2 separate regions of the Homo sapiens genome follow, and region 1 is linked to region 2. The links are chromatin contacts, found by Hi-C in ENCODE. All regions are on one chromosome and are shown on one strand. Each heading gives the region's core, a stretch centred on a gene start or an enhancer-like site at or near the end of the contact. The rest is flanking DNA. Distances are from core to core; before and after follow the strand shown.

Evidence for each region. Hi-C counts contacts between places; a loop is a spot of excess contacts on that map. Pooled maps may share reads with other maps.
Region 1: a map with no recorded cell type shows a loop between it and region 2 (10-fold over the local background). The contact joins two enhancer-like sites. A Hi-C loop is called at or near these places in 2 of 37 single-sample maps with no recorded cell type and 4 of 50 pooled maps.

What each region holds. Positions count from the first base shown.
Region 1 is chr20:10,506,828-10,513,384 of GRCh38, reverse strand. All of the region lies in intron 2 of SLX4IP (SLX4 interacting protein), which reads right to left. Among named protein-coding and RNA genes, the nearest start is that of SLX4IP, 75 kb to the right of the region's middle. RefSeq lists enhancers at 1,450-1,744, 1,485-1,964, 6,042-6,181. Within about 2 kb of position 1,749, at least 29 of the 41 ENCODE cell types and tissues checked have a DNase peak (open chromatin) inside an H3K27ac peak, as active enhancers do.
Region 2 is chr20:11,452,545-11,458,620 of GRCh38, reverse strand. No RefSeq gene overlaps it. Among named protein-coding and RNA genes, the nearest start is that of LINC00687, 420 kb to the left of the region's middle. Within about 2 kb of position 3,045, at least 8 of the 41 ENCODE cell types and tissues checked have a DNase peak (open chromatin) inside an H3K27ac peak, as active enhancers do.

The DNA.
Region 1 (6,557 bases), core at 500-2,999, 940 kb after region 2:
TGTTCAATCTCCCAGCTTGGGTTCTGGAGCCAGACAGTGTAGGCCTGAATCCAAACCAAATTTCCAGCTCTGTGACCCTAGGCAAATTTCCTAAGCTTCTGTGCTTCAGTTTCCTCGTCAGTAAAACTGAAATAATAATCATACTTAACTCCTGGGGTTAGCAGCTGTTTCCTAAGATAGGCCATATATAAAGCCTTTGGTACAGTGTCCAGCACACAGGCACTACTCCCAAAAAGTAAGCTAGGGATGCTCCTCTAGGAGGTCTTCGTTTTCCCTCCTTGAGTTTTCCTTCACTGCCAGGACCTCTTCCTGGACTAGGACAGGATAGAAATCTATGGAAAAGTCACCTGATGCAGAAAAGTTCTGTTGTAACAAAAAATGACTGACCATGGTAAGGACATAAACCAAAGTTTCTATTTCACCTTAGTCTCATTAAGAAATTTAAAGTGGCTGGGTGTGGTGACTCACACCTGAAATTCTACCACTTTGGGAAGCTAAGGCAGGAGGGAGAAGTGCTTGAAGCCAGGAGTTCAAGACCAGCCTAGGCAATAACAACAACAACTATATATATATATATATATATATATATATATATATATATATATAGAGTGTGTGTGTGTATATATATACATAAAATATATATACACAATACATATACTATATATAAAATATATATACACTATATATACTATATATAAAATATATATACACAATATATATACTATATATAAAAAATACTATATATACTATATATAATATATAATACTATATATATTTTATATATATATAATGTATATATACACACACCTATATATATATAAAATTAGACAGGGATGGTGGGGCACAGCTGTAGTCCTAGCTACTTGGAAGGCTGAGGCAGGAGATCATTTGAGCCCAGAAGAGGTATGATTGTACCACTGAACTCCAGCCTGGTTGACAGAGCAAAACCCATCTCTTTAAAAAAAAATACTTAAAGTGACATAATACCAGGATGACAATACGTTAATTTATTGACCAAGACATTTTTGAAACTAAAAAGGGGTGCTATTAATAATTATAACAAAACATCTAGGATTCTCCTACTTAGCACCCACTTGTAAATTCTTTCTCATTATCAAGAAAAACCCCATTAAGTGAAAATTATAAGCCAAGGTCAAAACCCAGCTGTTGCCTGTTTTTGCAAATAACATTTTACTAGAACACAGCCATGCTCACTTGTTTACATATTGCCTATGTCTGCTTTTGTGCAATAATGGCAGAGATGAGTTAATGCAACAGAAACTCTATCACTCACAAAGTCTAAAGGATGTATTATTTGGCTATTTACAGAAAAATTTTGCCAACCCCTGTTCTAGACTCAAGTAACTCAGAGACATTGCTTTCCAATCCCATAATCTCACATTTGTATGCTATTATCTGACAAGAAAAAAATACCAAATTACTTCTCTTATGATAGGCATGAGTTTTTACTATGCAACAATTTCATGTTAAATTTCAATAAATTTTAGTTTCATACTTAATGAACATTATTACACATGGAATGGTCAAAGGAACTCAACTATTTACTAGAGAAGAAGAAAACCACTGTGGTCTCCACACACAGGAAGGGCTGTCACGTGAAGAGGGTGAGTCAGCACCGTGTGGTGACTCAGCACTCTGCTCTCAGTCTGGCCACCTAACTGTGGGTCCTTACGTTTTCCAAGTGTCATCTGCGAAGCTGGGGTAGTAAGAGTACTTTCCTCACAGGGAGGTGGTGAGCATCAAAGAAGATGGAACACGTCCAGCTGCTGTACTGCTTTTCTTAAATTAGTCATTTGTGCTTGCTGTTACTGGTGAAGAGCTGGACATACTCTGCTGGCAAAATTAAAACAGCTGGAGGTAGGTTTCAAGGAGGCAGATTTCAGCTTTCAGCTCAACTTAAGGAAAAGCCTGATCGCCTTACTGTCTGCCTGGGAGTCAGGTGAACAGACAGTCTCATGGAGTTCAACATCCCTGACAGTATCCCTAGGGCAGTGTGAGCCCCATGGCATGGAGGATTCAGAAGGGATTGCAGGAGAGTGAGGATCTGACTAAGACTGCCAGTGCCATGTGTTTTTATCTGAGACTATGATGAAGAAAGCTTTGGGAACGCACACCATCAGCCCCATCTTAAGAACGGGGAAATATGTAGGATACACCAGAGAGTAAATAGGTGTCAGCAGATTATGAGAACAACATATTGCAAACTTTTTAAGTTTTAAAGGACCACCATCAACTCAGAACAGAATAAGGACACAACTTGGTTCCATTTTGCCAAAAAGGTAAATGGAGGGACAAGAACACGGCACCAAAGCCAGGTTCTCTGATAAAGTCACCCGGGAAGCGGCCCTGTCTCCAACAACAGGCCCAGTGGTTTTGGCTGGCAGGGTCCTTCAAAGGTACAGTGTGCCCAATTCATGCTGCGTCCATTCACCCTGGGCCCATTAATAATTTGCCAGGCACCGCCGGGTGCGATGGCTCACGCCTGTAATCCCAGCACTTTGGGAGGCCAAGGTAGGTGGATCATGAGGTCGAGAGATCGAGACCATCCTGGCGAACATGGTGAAACCCTGTCTCTACTAAAAATACAAAAAGTTAGACATGCATGGTGGTGGGCGCCTGTAGTCCCAGCTACTTGGGAGGCTGAGGCGGGACAATCACTTGAACCCGGGAGGTGGAGGTTGCAGTGAGCCGAGATTGCGCCACTGCAGTCCAGTCTGGTGACAGAGCGAGACTGCATCTCAAAAAAAAAAAAAATAATAAAAATAATAATAATAATAATAATAACAACAATAATTTGCAAGGCACCTAAGGCCATGGCCAGGCTCTCTTTCACTGCAGCTTGCTCTATCTTTAGTAGAGCTGGACAGGCTCCACCAGCAGGGCTCCGTGCTCCCCGCTGATACTAGCAGGAAGCAAGATACTTGACTGCACAATGGGCCTGTGGCCCCAGCTGCCCATTATCCAGGATGAAAGGTGTGTGTGGCCACAAGGAGTATGGCTCATGCACTCTTTAGCACCCTAAGGGCTTGGGGATCATTTGTTCAGTCTGAATACAAATCAAGGGTAAAAACCACATGGCAGTGTCACAGACATGACAGATGTAGTATCCAGTGCATGGACGGCACACAGCCTCTTTCCCTTCACCAATCAAGAAGAGTGACTAGTAAATGCTTTGACCATTTTCTTCTTTTAAAAAGGAAATTTTAAAAATTTAAAATTATATTGTTATTCTTCCTTTTAATTCTGCCTGTTTGACTTAATATTATAACATTAGGCTCAAAAATGACCAGTGACTTTTTCAATGACCTTGTTATTTAAAATTCTGTACACAGAATGTTAATAGCTGCATAATATTCTATTATATTGCTGTGTCAAAATTTATTCATCAGGCTGGTGCAGTGGCTCACACCTGTAATCCCAGCAATTTGGGAGGCCGAGGCAGAAGTTTGAGGCCAGCCTGGGCAGCAAAGCAAGGCCCTGCCTCTAAAGAAATTTTTAAAATTAAAAAATAGTTAGGCATGGTGGTACACACCTGTAGTCCCAGATACTGGGAAAGCCGAAGGGGAGGACTGCTTGAGCCAGGGCTTTGTAGTGAGCTATGATCGCACCACTGCATTCCAGCCTGGGCAAGAAAGTGAGACTCTGTGGCTTAAAAAAAAAAAAAAAATGTATTCATCATCCCAATGCGGGACCAACTGTCCCCATTTTTTCACCACTGTAAACAATGCTGCAATGAACATCTTTCTGGATGGATCTTCGTCCACATAGTGAATCAGCTGCAAACTACTTTTCTTTAACAGGAAGAGAATCTGGTCTGTATCAAGGCGATATCCTACCACACTTGGGAAATGAGGTACAGGAGAGCGACCCTCTACTTTATAGTGTTGCCAAGGCTGTCCAACTTACTGGTTCAGATAAATTACAGCCCAAAATCAGAGCAATTTCACCCATGGTGGTCACTGTTCCACAGTGGGGACGGTGCTCTGCTGGTGACTATCAACTCGGTGATCTCAGTCATTTTCCATTCAGGGCTTTAGTTTCTTCAACTGCAAAACTATAAGCTGGAATGAGATTATCTCCATGTTCCCCACTATCTTTATAATTGAATAACAGAAATAATTGAAAGACCCGGGAACAACAATTTCACAGTCAGAGTACCCTAATGCTGAATTACAACCTGATGCCAACTACCATGGCAGTTAAAAGAGACTCCGTGCCCCTGGCACTAGGTCAGACGTTGTGGGTAGAATCACAGGGGAAAGGGAGTGACACCCTGACTCGGAGTGGGAGGAGGGAGATTAACCCATCACAGAGCTACTAAGGAATGCTTACAGAGCCTCACATAGCAGCACTGACCTCAGCATGATTCTCTTGGGAAGGCCATAAATCCAAATGTGTCTGCCAGCCAGTATCAAAATGTCAGGCTGGGATGTCTAACAGACACCCCAAGTTAGGCCCCAGGGTCTGCAGGGAACCCTCAGTGGAGAGCCACTCACTGGGAGTCGTCTTTGGCTGTACCCAGAATTTACTTAATTTGACTATCTCCTTTCCCAGGCCCCAGCGGATGGAACTCATAAATAAAGAGTGAGAAATGCAACTGAAGCAGAGTTAGAAGCAGGCTCACTGACAACAGCAAGAAGGGATAGCTGCCAGCCCACGGAGAAGGAGAACCAGTAAAGTTAGCAAAAGCAGGCAGAAGAGTTTCTAAAGCAACATACTCTGCAAAGCAGTCTGGGCCATGTACTGTAGGAGCAAGTTGCCAGCAGCCCCCGGGAGCATGAATGGATATAGCAACTGTTGTTGAAAAGAACAATCCTGATCAACCCACATCAAAGGCTAATAGACCTCATTTAAGAAGACAGGGAAATGTAAATCTGTGAGATACTTCAGGATCATTTCTATCAAAAGCGTTTCATATAATAAAGGAATAAGCCTCAGTTATCTGGAAGGGTCACCCCTGTTGAGCAGCTCATTTGCTGAAGATATCACAGGGGCAAGGACAAACTGACCCAGGACAAATCATGCTACAGGAATGCTATAAAGAGAAGGATTTTCAGGGCTGGGCTCTCTTAGGCTCTGCCCGCATTGGCATTGTGCCTAGCACTGTGTTAAGCCCAAACTAGGTGCTCGCCAAGTAGGCTGATGCTCCAAGGGCAGGGCTGTGGGCACACACACTGGCTGACTCCGGCCAGGTGAGCACTGGGCCACAACCTGCCAAGTGTCCTCTCATATAAGGCTGGCTCTCTTCTCTACCTCCCCTTCCCCCAGATGCAAACCAGAAACAGGATCTGCTAATAAATTATTAGGCATGATCGCCTCTAGCATGGGGAAAGCAACTAAGAATGGTAATTAGAAGTTTAATGTTTACGTACACACACAAATGTGTGTATATATATATCAAATATACACATATGTGTATATATATCTCAAATATACATATATGTATATATATATATATAAAGGAGACTGTATCCCTCTGCTCCTTGTATGCCTTTTAAGTATTCACAGAGAAATAATAAAAAAGGCTGGAAGCAAACATGCCAAAATGTTAACTGCTGTAAATTCTGGGTGGTTGGCATAAAGTGCTGTTATATTATTCTTGAGACTTCTTTTTTCTTTGCATTTTCCAAATATCTCAAAAAATAAAAGATAATAGGCTTCTGTCCCAGGAGGTATGTCACTAAATCATGCATCCATGTGTCTATCCCTGCAAATACTGACTGCTTTCCTGGGCCTAGTATTTGTTGCACTGCTAGGATGCAGTGGTAAACCAGCAGATCAAATCCCAACCCTCATGAGGTTTTTGGTCCTCAGGGTAAGTTTATGCTGGGTTCATTCTTCCTCTCCTCTCTGAACTCTTATGAGATGGGCAATCAGAAGAGGGTGTCTCCTCTTCCACAACTCATTTCACACAAAGTAAAACCCAAACCCCTGCCGTGGACTATACAACCTTACCTGAGCAATCTCTTCCCACCTTTCCCACCTCATCTCCCCACTTTAAAGGGGCAGTCATAGTGGCCTCTTCCTCTCCTGTCTTGGTCTTTGGCCCTGCTGTTCCTCTGCCTGGGGCACTCCCACCTAACTCTACACATGACGGGTTCTTCACATCTTCCGGGTTTTAGTTCAAATCGCATATCCTCATTAAAAGGCACTTGCCTCCTTGCTTGTCAAAGGCACTGGCCTCCCATAGGCTTAGAACACTGTCCCTGAGACACATCTGAGCTAACTCCCTCATCTCTTCAAGTCTTCTCAAGCAGGCCTTCCCCAGCCACCTGATTTAAAATTGCAGCTTCACTTGAGATTTGCCCAGAGAGTAGAATTTAAGTGTTCTCACCGCCCCACCACACACAAAATGTGAGGTGATGAAGGTGTTAATTAGCCAGATTGCAGTAATCATTTCACAATGTGTAAGTTCATCAAATCATCACATTGTACACCTTAAATATATGCAATTTTTATTTGTCAATCATATCCCAATAAAGTCGGGAAAATAAACAAATAAAAATAAAATTGCAGCCTGTCCGTTCCCACACCCC
Region 2 (6,076 bases), core at 1,796-4,295:
AGACATTTTATAACTATTTTAGACACTGCAGGCCTTTCCTTCTGGGTAGTGCATAAATACGGCTTCTGAGAAGTCGCCGGTAGAATCCCCGAAGGCCCCCTAAGTATAGAAGTGAAATAACCGTCAACACCGTAATGAGCAAACATAGGGGCACTTCTAGCAGAAGGGGATTAGGAAATAGCTCAGTTGGTGGCTACCATAACTTTCTGAAACATGTTGACAAAAAAAACAGAACAATTCAGATCTGATTATCTACCTGGGTTCAACTGCTGTGGGACCAGAGACAGTGGATTATCCTTTCTGAGTCTCTGTGTTGTTCCCTCTGAAATGAGAGAAAAGGGCAAAGTTTTCTTAGAAGTGAAAACATTTACCTTTCACAACTTCAAATGGAATAGGTAACTTGAAATGTGGCAATTATCCATCGTTTTGTGTAAATGATGTACACATAAGTGTCTCTCCCACCCAAGGCTGACACTCAGCCTGTGGTGTAGATGGCTCCCATAGAATGGTACACATGGTGGTCCTGCTCCCACCGCTGAGAAAGAATATTGGGTTCCAACACAGTGGTGGCCTCTTCTACCTATGGCTTGTGAAATCTAAGGATATACACTGTCTCACAACTTGCTTTTCACATATATTATAATCTGGATCAAATTTCAGATGTGTGTGTGTGTGTGTGTCCACAAAACTGAGAAGCTGTTAACCTTCAGGGAGCTTACTCTTCAACTTGCCCCCCATCTGTCTGATCCTACTCCTCTATGAAAAGCAACCGTCTCCAAACTATTTCTAGTTCTATTTCCCTCCTCACAGCACACATGTAAGTTATTGACTTTCCTTCCTCTAAAATTCTGTTTTTCAAACATGCCTCTATACAGTCACTGCAAGTAATTATTACACCTTTTTGTCGAATAACCACAAAGCCACATTTTTGTGGTAAGTGCACAGTAACAGCAAAATGACCTCTTAACTTCATCTCTGAGCCCGTTTCCAAATCTCCGGCAGCATTCCAACACTACAGTGGTGTATATTAAAAGATAGGAATTAACTAGATTTGGAAAGTCTCATTCAGAGAGATCATGGGAAAGATAAATGACTGACGCCTGTCAGGAAATGGCAGGATTCACTTTTAGAATATTTCATACAGAATACTCTAGACTAACTTGCAGGGCTTTGGCATAATTAAGGGAAGTTACTAAACGTTTCTATTCCTTTCAGTTTTTTAGAGTTTTACAGTTTGCAAAGCACTTTTTTTCTCCTAATTATCTCATTTGAGCCTCTGAGATGGGCAAGTTATTATGATCCCCATTTTAGAGATGAAGAAACTGAGGCTCCCAGAAGACCAGTGACTTTCTCAAGGTTTCTTAGCTATAACATAGAAGAGCTTGTATGAAAACACATTGTTCTAATTATACTGCCACAATAATTTCACCTTATCAAAGGTATTCAAACAACTCCATCAAATTGTTAGGCAGACATTCTTAACTGAGGAGGAGAAGTGAAGGAAATGCGTATTAGAGTTATCCAAGGGCTTGTTTGAACACAAGTGCTTGTCTTCATCTTCCTTGCCCTGGAAATAAACATATGCCTCAGAATGGAGGTAGGGAAAGAAGTTTGAGAACATTCCCCAGGTAATTCTAATATGTACCTTCTTGTTGAAAAGCACTGCATCAGGTTTTTGTCTTCTTGCTTTGTCCAGTCCTCTTTGGAGTGGTATACTCACTATACTTATTATATAATAAACAATGAATTTTGTCCAAGTCTGCCTTAAAAGTAAAGGAACTAATGATATAAAGGAGAAAATTGAAAGACAATGTCAAACTATTGGGTGACTTATGTGAAAAGACCATGAATAATCATTTACAAGATTGTGCAGTATCCACTTCAGAAGCAACTTAATGAAGAGCTGATGTTTGAATGTATTAATCATTAGTTCACTTTTTACTGTTCTAGATGATGGCAATGTGGATTCTCATGGTCATTTGAAACCCATGGGGGAAAATGGCTCTTCCTGTATTCAGGCCCTTTGTAGTGTGACTTTGTGGCAACTCCCATCAATAGGTAGATTATTGTTTACCCCTCAAATCTGGGTTGGCCACTATGACTTTCTTTGTCTGACAGCATGTAGGAGAAGTATTGTTGTGGCATTTCCGAACCTAGACCTCAAAAAGGCCTTGCCCTTGTCTTTCTTCTCTTAGACCCTGTCCATCAGCCAGGTGAGCAAGCCTGGGCTAGTTAGCTGAAGGATAAGAGACCATGTGGAGGAAGCCAGAGGAGCCATCCATCTGGGGCCACCCAAGGTCAGCCAGCACCTCTAATCACAGAGCCACGAGGGAGTTAGCCCAGATTTAGAAGGTGAGGATATTGACTTCATCTCTTGATGCAAGGAGTTGCAGTTACATTGCAAAGGGATGCAGATACAGGGAAGGTTGGAGAATTGCAGCCACTTTTGCACAATCTACCACAACTACTGCATTGTAGCTGCTATGCACATTAAATAAGTAAAGACATATGAAACATTTATATCAGGTCCTGACAACAAATAAGTGTTCAACAAGTGTGAGCTATTATTACTGTTTCTAAAATGGATCCCTTATCATGGAGAAGGTCAAATTAATGCTGCCGTGCCTCTTACTCTTAGAAACTGACACTGAAAGTTCCCACATAACTGAGGTTCAATCTATGAGCACATCCAGAAACTCAAGTGAGGGAAAATGCAATCAAACCACATATGAAAAATCAATAGATCCCTAAATAATCTTTCCCTCCTGAATGGAAGCAACACATTTGAAAACTCTTCTCCCTCCACCCCTACCAAAAAAAAAAAAAAAAAAAAAAAAAGCAGTGCATGTTGCCTCTTCTATTCAGGCTGTGACCAAAGGTTTCAATGGTAAAGATGACTCATACCTTAAAGAACTAGAAGAATTTTTTTTATGGCTTCTCTATCCATTGTCTTGCTCTCATAAAACTGCTGAATGACACCCAAGTGTAAAACCCACCAAAGAAATAAGCGCTGGATGACATGTGGCAGATTTTCCAACTCTCCAGGAAAAACTTCAGATCAACTTGTTTCTCTGGAAACTACTCACATCCGGGGGCTGTCCCTGTCCCCTGGGACTCATAAACGTTCCTATCTTCAAGGCACAGGTAAGGGCTTCGCATTCTTTGAGAACAGCAGCCTGTTTATTTCCTCTATGACTATAAAGCAACTTTATTGTACTTCAGTATCTAAAGGAAACAGAGCTCTGGGGTAGAAGGTGCCTTCAGGGAGTCACTGGTCCTATTTAGATGTCCTCAGAGAAGTGAGTTTGAAAGATGTTCTGGAACTCTTTGAAATGCTAGTTAATTTAAAGTTAAAAGGAAGCCTCTTCTCTTGTTCATTGTTCGTGGGGGCAAGAAGCATTTGTATAGTTAAAAAGTGCTTAGAAGATTTAGCTGTACATCAATTATTACCAAGCAATGTTTCCCTATGACTCAGCGACATATTACTCCAGGGCAAGAAGCTGTTCAGACGTTGAGAGAAACTCCTTGCTAATCAGTGGGATTCAGTACTTGACAGCTCCAAGGAGTAGTTGAAATCCCTCCCCTCCCCTGTTATACACACTAAGCTATATACAAATTTGGGCAGAGGAGTCTCAATCCAAAGAGAAAAACACTCATGTGATTAGAGAAGCGTGTTTTTCAACTTTGTTTTAAACATAAAACTAAAGTTTCATTTGATCTACTGGTTAAATTCTAGGTCTGTATTTTCTAAAGTCTGGTGTGGGGAGGAAAGCCCCAATAACAAATAATTCTCTGTGCAAATAGGTTAGGGAAATATTGCATACTATGTTTCACACTTGTGCATTCACAGCCCACTGTGGAATATTAAAGATTTGGAGAAGTCAGACAATACAGAAAGATGATTAGCTGTAACCCAATATTTCCAGAAGATACGTAACCAAGGGATCCTCCTTTGTTTTCTCTTTGAATTATATAAAATAAAACATATTGAGAGATCAAGGAGTCTTTGAGAGATCAGTAGACTTTGAGTAAAGCAGATCATTGTAATACACTTAGAAGGATGCTGTTTTAAGTATGTAACACAATTCCACATCTTTGAAAATAGTATGCACAAATGTTAGGTGACTTTTATAGCTTCAGACTTCTAATTATAAATTGTTTTATGTTTTGGGCCTTCTCTCCGAATCTAAAGAAATCTAAACAATGTATTGGAAACTAATCAAGTAAAAAATGCCTGAAACAAATGATCTGTAAGATTAAGGTACATATGCATAGGGAACAGCATTGCTATAACTGAAGATTGGTAAACTGTGTCACTGGGGCCAACAATGGTTCTAGAAATATCTATGAAAGTAGGGGATTCCTCTTCAGAGTCTTCATCTTGCTCTTTATTTCCCTTGTCCCATTTGACCTCTTGCTGAACCCTTTGCTATCCCAACTATTTCCTTGCCATTCTGCAACATGTGTCTATGAAGCCAGACTGGATGTGTACAAGGTCAGGGCTAAAACACCCTGGCCCATTGGTTCCTCACATGCATACTTCCTAGTAGTACCTTACCTTGCATGCTTAATTACTTAGGGGCTTAATTACTTAAAATTTAAAAATTTTTTTTTTAGAAAAATGCAATATTATAGATATAGTTGAAAACGCTTTGACCTCATCCCAAATTCCATTTTCATTCTCACCTCCTTGATGAGTCTGCTATATTTTCTTTTAAACTTTAAAAAATATTTTGACAAATAAATATGTATTATATATAACACATTTATGTATGTGTGTATGAGATGAAAGCATAACAATATTTTGTGCCTATATTTAAAAATGTTATCTACATATACCATATTATTTTCATTGCACTGCATCTTGCTTTTTTCATTCAACTTCAGGTTTTCTATATGTATCAGTGAGTTCACTTATCTGGTACACAGTGATCTAGGGAATGACACATCACAATTCATTTCCTGTTGCCCCATTGGTGAACCTTCAGAATGTTATCTTATTTCATCATTGCAAATAATGCTTCAACAAGCATCCTTGGGCCTGTCTTCTTGTTCACATGTGGAAGATCTTCTCTGGTGACATCGATTTAAACGTAGAATTTACTAGGATATAGGGGATGGGAATTTTTAAATGCAATTCCAAACCTTCCAAGGGACCAATGTTTCAGAGCCCATTGCTTTAGGCCACATTAATCTATCCCACACGTAGATAATGAAGGAGTGAGAGATGCAGAGTGGTTCTTGGCAAGGAGGATGATTTCTGGCTATCACTCCAATAGGCCCCTGGAGTGGATACTGTTGGTGTCTTGTAGATATTCTTTGCTGGCTTGCAGACCCATCTGCCTTGCTGCTGTAAGTGGGCTGCTAATGGCTCACAGCCGCTCCCTCCTCAGAGAACTGCTTTCAGCAAGAGCCATCAGCCTGAGGGCTATTCTCCCTTAACCCCCATCCAGGAAGCTCAACTAACACTGAAGTATGAAAGGACAGTCTTCTTGCCTCAAATTAACACCAACTCTTGTTCAGGTCATGCTCCAGAGCTTACCACTGCATCAGGCTAAGGCTAGATTCCATCTCAGTCTACACCCCTACCTCTTCCTGTTTCTCTCTTCTCTTCTTCTACGAGTCCTCCCTCAATATATCATGCACACCTGAGTTCTTGTTTTAAGCCCTGCTTCTAAGGAACCTGAACCAAGACACCCCTTTGTTCATTTTTTTCTGTATTTATCTTTTTCTTTACTTTGTGTTCTGTTGCTTTTGATTGCTGTTTCTTTCTTTTCTTTTTTATTTTTTTGCTCATTAGTTTATACTAATATGAGTTTATACCTGTTCTATCTCACCTGCCAAGAAAACAGAAAGTAAACCAATAAATTCAATTTTCACTTACTTTCAGGAAATGCACTGAACTCATTCGTAGGCAAAGACTTACAGTCACATTACCCCGCCGTCTGATAGCCTGGTGGGCTGATAAAGGCCTGAGCCCTTAGTTCAATTATAACAGTAATGTTGAGCTCCCTTCCCCAACTCCTTACAGCTTTCTCTCAGCCCTCTGAGTCACAAGTTTGTTCTGCATTCTCAG